Linked DNA regions of Homo sapiens: region 1 is linked to region 2. The links are chromatin loops, found by intact Hi-C in ENCODE. Cell type or tissue: tibial artery. All regions are shown on one strand. Links, peaks and the distances in the headings refer to the core of each region. The heading gives the core; the rest is flanking DNA. Region 1 overlaps LOC105373948 (a long non-coding RNA gene). Region 2 overlaps ACKR3 (atypical chemokine receptor 3).

What was found. Hi-C counts contacts between places; a loop is a spot of excess contacts. Peaks named below come from ENCODE experiments on the same cell type or tissue, not always from the same donor. Only the 100,000 strongest peaks of a DNase experiment are listed, where the experiment ranks them.
Region 1: it touches region 2 in a loop (5-fold over the local background); 19 of 110 quality-filtered maps call a loop at or near these places.

The regions. Positions count from the first base shown.
Region 1 is chr2:236,731,061-236,733,962 of GRCh38, forward strand. LOC105373948 (a long non-coding RNA gene) reads right to left here. Exons shown (of 6, transcript XR_924022.2): 5 at 1,207-1,492; 6 at 463-758. Among named protein-coding and RNA genes, the nearest start is that of ACKR3, 160 kb to the left of the region's middle. In tibial artery, for the core only: a CTCF peak has its summit at 1,531 (motif pointing right); DNase peaks (open chromatin) are centred at 741, 1,131 and 1,411; H3K27ac peaks cover 2,500 bases.
Region 2 is chr2:236,576,353-236,579,254 of GRCh38, forward strand. The region is part of intron 1 of ACKR3 (atypical chemokine receptor 3); the gene reads left to right. Among named protein-coding and RNA genes, the nearest start is that of ACKR3, 8.0 kb to the left of the region's middle. In tibial artery, for the core only: no CTCF peak of the experiment used is centred there; DNase peaks (open chromatin) are centred at 1,349, 1,789, 1,849 and 2,389; H3K4me3 peaks cover 963 bases; H3K27ac peaks cover 2,500 bases.

The DNA.
Region 1 (2,902 bases), core at 128-2,627, 150 kb after region 2:
CACCCACTAAGAGGTGTATTTCAATAGCATTTCAGGCAAGTGGTTAGTAATGGAAGGCAAGGCCAGGCACCGTGGCTCACGCCTGTAATCCCAGCACTTTGGGAGGCTGAGGCGGGCGGATCACTTGAGGTCAGGAGTTTGAGACCAGCCTGGCCAACATGGTGAAACCCTGTCTCTAGTAAAAATACAAAAATCAGCCAGGCATGGTTGCGGGTGCCTGTAATCCCAGCTACTCAAGAGGCAGGAGAATCTCTTGAACTTGGGAGGCAGAATTTGCAGTGAGCTGAGATTTTGCCACTGCACTCCATCCTGGGTGACAGAGCAAGCCTCTGTCTCAAAAAAAAAAAAAAAAAAAAGAGAGAACTTAGAAGGGGGAATATGTCCACCTCCGAGGGAAGTTCAGATTTAATTTAAACCAGGTGTTGGCAAAGTATAACTCATAGTCCAAATCCAGCCCATGGCTTGTTTTTGTAAATGAAGTTTTATTGGAATGCCACCGTGCCCATTCATTTACAAAGTCTCTATGGCTGCTTCCATGCCACAATGGCAGTGCTGGGTAGTTGCATCTGAGACCACATGTGGCCCATGAACCTGAAAGATTTAATACCTGGCCCTTTACGGAAAAAGTGTGCAGACTTCTGATTTTTAAGGCATGGCTGACAGCTGCCCGGAGCCGGCTCTGGTCAGAGTAAGAATATTCAGGCCCTGGGATGCCCCTGATGTCCTGCGTCTCACAGCATTTTTGTTTGCATTTGACCCTAAGAGAGAAAAAGAACCTAATCTAAGCATCTAGGACTCCCAGGCTGGGAGCCGCAGATGGGTCATTGACCCTAGAAAGTGGGGTGGCTACATCAGGCAGACTGCTTTGCCTATTCAGGACAGTCATGCGGGAGTGACCTCGTGAAGATCTTCAGAGTCCAGGCCCCAGGCATTTACCATCTCACCAGAATGGCCATGTCATCCAAGAATGTTGCTAGCCTGCTCACCCCTGAGATGAATATTGTGGGGTAAGAAACCATCGTGCAAGGCAAGGTCCTGTCACCTAGCATTTGAATCCAGCTTAACCTCGTCAGAAACAGCAGCGGGTTGCACAGGGCAGACTATCACGAGGTGCTCCTTGTCCAGGCAAGGCTCCCTAGGGCACTTTACCAGAGCCAGATCACTTACTGGGATAAAGGGCATGAGTCACAGGACCGGGCACGTCACCTGCTGGGAGATGCATCCTCATTTGCTGTGCTACCCTCAGCAAAGGCCGATCTGTGTCTCCTCAACCTGAGGGTCAGGGGGATTATCTTTGCTTCTTCTCTGACCAAAAGGCCATATAAACATTATCTGAGGGGAAGCAAACCAGAGCTGCCTTTCACAGCATGGTCCTCCCAGGAGAGCCTTCAGGTTACGTAAGCAGCTCAGCTGACTGCAGCAGCTCAGCACCAGATTCTCTGGCCCAGGCTCATGGTCCATCTGCCAGGAAATAGAAGCTCTGTTGCATTGCCTGGAAGAGATGCCACAAGAGGGAAAGGGGCAGAGAGTTAAAAAAGTTTAAAGAGAACAAGTAAATGACATTACAAGAAATAATGCATGAGAGTAAGTTTCCAGCCTTAAATGCACTGAAGTCTACCCAAGGATGTCTTATGTGGCAGCCAGTGACTCAAAGTGGCTAGTGACTTCCTGGTGGTTACCTGGCCTCCCTTCCTGGGAGTCCACCTGTCTAAGCCAGAGTTCATGGCAGGGAACACTTTAGCCCCACGTTGCTTTGGGCAGGTTCTATGTGGGCCCAGAGATTCAAACGACACCTTTTCTCTTTAGTTGCCATCTTCAGGTGCACGATGGGACCATCGCAACCTGCAGAGGAAGGGATTCCCTCACTCTCTTACTCCCTAACCCATTCATTCACTTTTTAGTATTTTTCTCATTCACGTATTTAATATCCTACTGTGCTGCATATGGTTAGATTTAGTTCATTTCTCTAGGACTCAATGGTTTTTTAAAAATGTAAGCAACAAACCAACATCTTACCCAGAATCCCAATATGTCCAACAAATAAGAGGTAGGTGGTAACTTTCAGGCAGATACAACTTATTATTTATGTATTTCTGTGTGCATGTATTTGCATGTATTTGGAAATCTTCTCCCTGGGCTCCTTACTCCCTCCTCCCCTGCCACTTTTCAGATTGGGGGAAAGTGTCCTCATTATTTCAGCTGAATTTGCAGCCCTGAGCCCCAGGGATGGAAGGCGTGAGTCCAGCATTGTGAGACAGCAGTGCCGAGAGCCTTCTCTGAGTAAGGCAGGAAGCCTTCCCAATTCCAGTCTCCAAGTTTTATTCTTTCCTGAATCAAGGACAATGCCAGGCTTTTGGGCGTGGAGGCCCTCTCTACATGAATTCCCATATGAGGCTCTTCTATTTCAACAGCCTCCAAATTGGAATGTATTTTGAAGCCCCCCATACAGCCCCCTGTTGTCATTGACCCTAAATCTGCAGGCACAGGAAATTGGTCCACACCCTGCTCTGTACGGCTGCCCTGTAAGTATTTGAAGATGGTTCTCTCGTTCTCCTGAAGTCTTGGGTTTTCCCCTTCTGCTTCTCACCATCTTTTCTTTCCATGGCTTCTCATGTATGGTGGATTTTGAACTTTTCCTGGACATGCTCTTTGAACCTCCTTCAGTCTACTAGTGTCCTTAAGGCCTCGTGTTTGTAGCTAAACCTGGCACTTTGGATTTGGATTTTCTGTAATGGAGCTGAGGTGATCCAGACATCATGCTCAGGGCATCGTTAACCAGCAGGAGATGGCTCAGTCCCTAGCAGCTCTGCAGTCTGTGAAGGTGCCTAAGTTTTCTCACGTGCATGCCTCTCTCAGTCACATCTTTTTCACTCTGTACACATTTAAGTGTATGTCTGAACCC
Region 2 (2,902 bases), core at 216-2,715:
TGTATGGGATGAGGTAATCCCCTGCTTTTGCTTGAGGGGACCTGTGATTTCTGTGCAGGGCCCGCTGGGGGTTCATTAGAGGCCTCCCTCCCTCTCTCCACTTTCAGATTTTGCAGGGAGCTTTGTCACCAGGCTTTTGAGAACCAGGGGCCCTGGGTACACATTTCATAGTTTGCTCTATGAAGCTTTTGTTCCTATCAGGGATTCTGAGAGTGTCACTTATTAAGATCTAAGCAGGTAATTTAGGAAGATTCTTTGCTCCAATAGTGGACGCACAACCATCAGTGAATGGTGGTCAATGAAAGTGGGCCCTGCCCACCCTAAACGTCCTGCACGCAGGCTGGGGCGGCCAGAGCCTTTGTCGCAGGCCACCTTCCATGTTACACGGCAGTTCCCTATTTTGAATAAGGGGATTGTCTTTGTCAAATAATAATCTGTTTGCTGGAGACAGCTCTTGTTTCTGAAACCTAATGCATGAAAAATACCGAAATGACAAAAGGGTAAGCTATAGTATGACATTTTTGTTTTTCTGTTTTTTGTTTTCTTTAGCTCCCATTTGAATTTGCAGAGGACTTGATGACTGCACTGTCTGCTTAATCTCCCTTTTCACTGTACTTTCCTTCCTATCTGACCCCTGGAACCTTTGGTGGTGGGAAGGGAGAGGCCCGTCCAGGCCCCGAGAGGAAAGCAGGTGGTCAGGGTGTGGGCCTCTGGCTTTGTTTCCTGGCCAGCCCCAGTGTGGGCTGCTGTTCCTTGGGCTGACTGGTGGTTAATGATTGAGGATCGGTGATCGGTGAGTGATGATAGGTGGCCGGTGATCGGTGGGGCAGTGAGGAGCTCCAGCCTCCGCTCTCTCATTCAGCCCTTGGGCAGCAACAGCCATGCCCTTGTTGGAAGTTTCCCACTGTGCCACCCGGGAGGGGAGAAGCAAGGACAGAGGCGAGGACGGCTGAGCGGGGAAGTGCCTATCTCAGAAATACTGTTTTTGACTCAGAGGACCAATGGTCCCTAAATCAAATTTTCGTCACCCAAAGAGGCAAAGGTAGAAAGCCAAGGGCTGGATGGGGGTCCCTGAGCCCTTTTCCACCTCTCAGTCCCACTCTGGGCTCTGAGAATACTGAAGGCTGCTGGTAGCTCAAAGCGGGTGAGTGTCTATTTTGTGCTAAGAGTGGAGGAACTGGAAGGAAGGACACACTCGAGATGTGGGAACCAGGCGTCTTCTCACTGAGTGACCCTGCCTCCTGCTGGGGCCTGTCCATGCTGAGCAGTGGCCAGGCGCCTGGCCAGCCGGCATCTGACATGTCTCTACACTGGAGGGCAAGTAAGACCTGAGCCAGAGGAATGTCACCATGGTGGGGGAGAGAGGTGGGGCGGATTCGGGATCCAAGTTCGGGCGAACAAAGACTGAGGGTCATTTCTTTCTAGCCCCTGTGAATGGCCCAAACCCCAGGATTTATGGCAGCTTCTGCTGTGTGGCTGTGCCAGTGGGGACAGAGCAGGGAGCCCAAGCCAGGCGCCAGCCGAGCTCCCTCTGGACCCAGCTGCTGTCCCTGCTGCTGCCCAGCTGTGGGGCGGTCCTCCATTCAAGCTCCTCTGCTCCCCGGGACTCTGGGGTCAGATGAGATCATGGGGGAAAGTGTTTTGGAAACCAAGCCATGATGCAAATGTGTTTCGTTTTAAGGAAATGGGAGAAAGGAACAAGGATTGTTGCAGTAGAGCCATGTGGGGAGAGCAAAGGTGAAATCCTTGTCTCCTGGCATCACGGGGTGGAGAGTGGAACGTCAGCTCTGGGTCATTTGGTGGCCAAGGAAAGATGGCGATAGTAGCTTCAAGGCACGGCCTGGGGTTGCCCGTCCACCCTGGAGGCAGTCTGGCAGGACAGGGTGTCCTCAGCTCCCTGCTGGGCCTACGTCCTTTTGGAGTTCTAGAGCTGCGTCTTAGGACAAGTGTGCCAAGCCTCCTGCTTTGAGTTTCTGTCCTGACCTTGACCTGGCTCACCTCCATGGGCAGCCTCCCATGCTTGGGCATCAGGGCTTGTCATAAGTCCGTGGTCACAGGGCTTGATTCCTCCTAGTGGGTGACTCTGAGGACGGCCAGGCCTCCCGCTGCAGGACCAGCGTGGTTCCCTCCATGGAAGGCTTTCAGAGTGTGGAGGGGATGCGGCTGTCTTGGGAGGCCCAGCCCTTTCTGTCAGCCGTGGAGGACACTGAGTCAGGTTAGGTCACGAGGAGGGGACCCCACAGTCATTTACATCCCGCAGAGGGAAGTGCCCAGAAGCCCGCAACAGTCTCCGCTAAGTGGGGTTCACGCCAGGTCCTCTGCTGTGAATGTGGAGGCTGTGGAGCCGAGGCCGCGAAATTTCTCACTTTTCAGGGATTCTGTTCAAGTTGTCCCAAAGGAGAAGCCCATCAAACAACCCAGTCTCTGTGCGAGCTCCCCCGGGGGCATTTACTACTCAGCCAGTGAGAGCCAGGTTTCCAGGGGAATAGAATTAAACAAGGTTCTGCTTTTTGCTGAAGGGAAAAACCGCTCCCTTAGGTGGGAGAATCCCCAGGGTTCTTTCTTCCTGGCCAGGGAGGGAGAAGGGGGTGACGTTTTATTGAGCATCGGCTAGGGCCAAGCTCTCAATTAGGCCCTTTCTTCTTTCTTCTTAGGGTATCTGTGAGATAGGTGCTGCTGTCCTGGGGAGGTAGATGCAGACAGATTAACTCTCAAGGTAAATGCTAATGAATAGAGGAGCCAGAATCCCAACCCAGGAATGTCTGATCTCGGAGTGGGCGGCTTCCCAGCTGTGGCTTTGCATACCGCTAGCGTAGCCACCCGGACCCTGATCCCCTGACCCTTGTCCTTGATCCTCCAGGAAATTCTCATATGTAACCTGGAATCCACTTTAAATGAACTC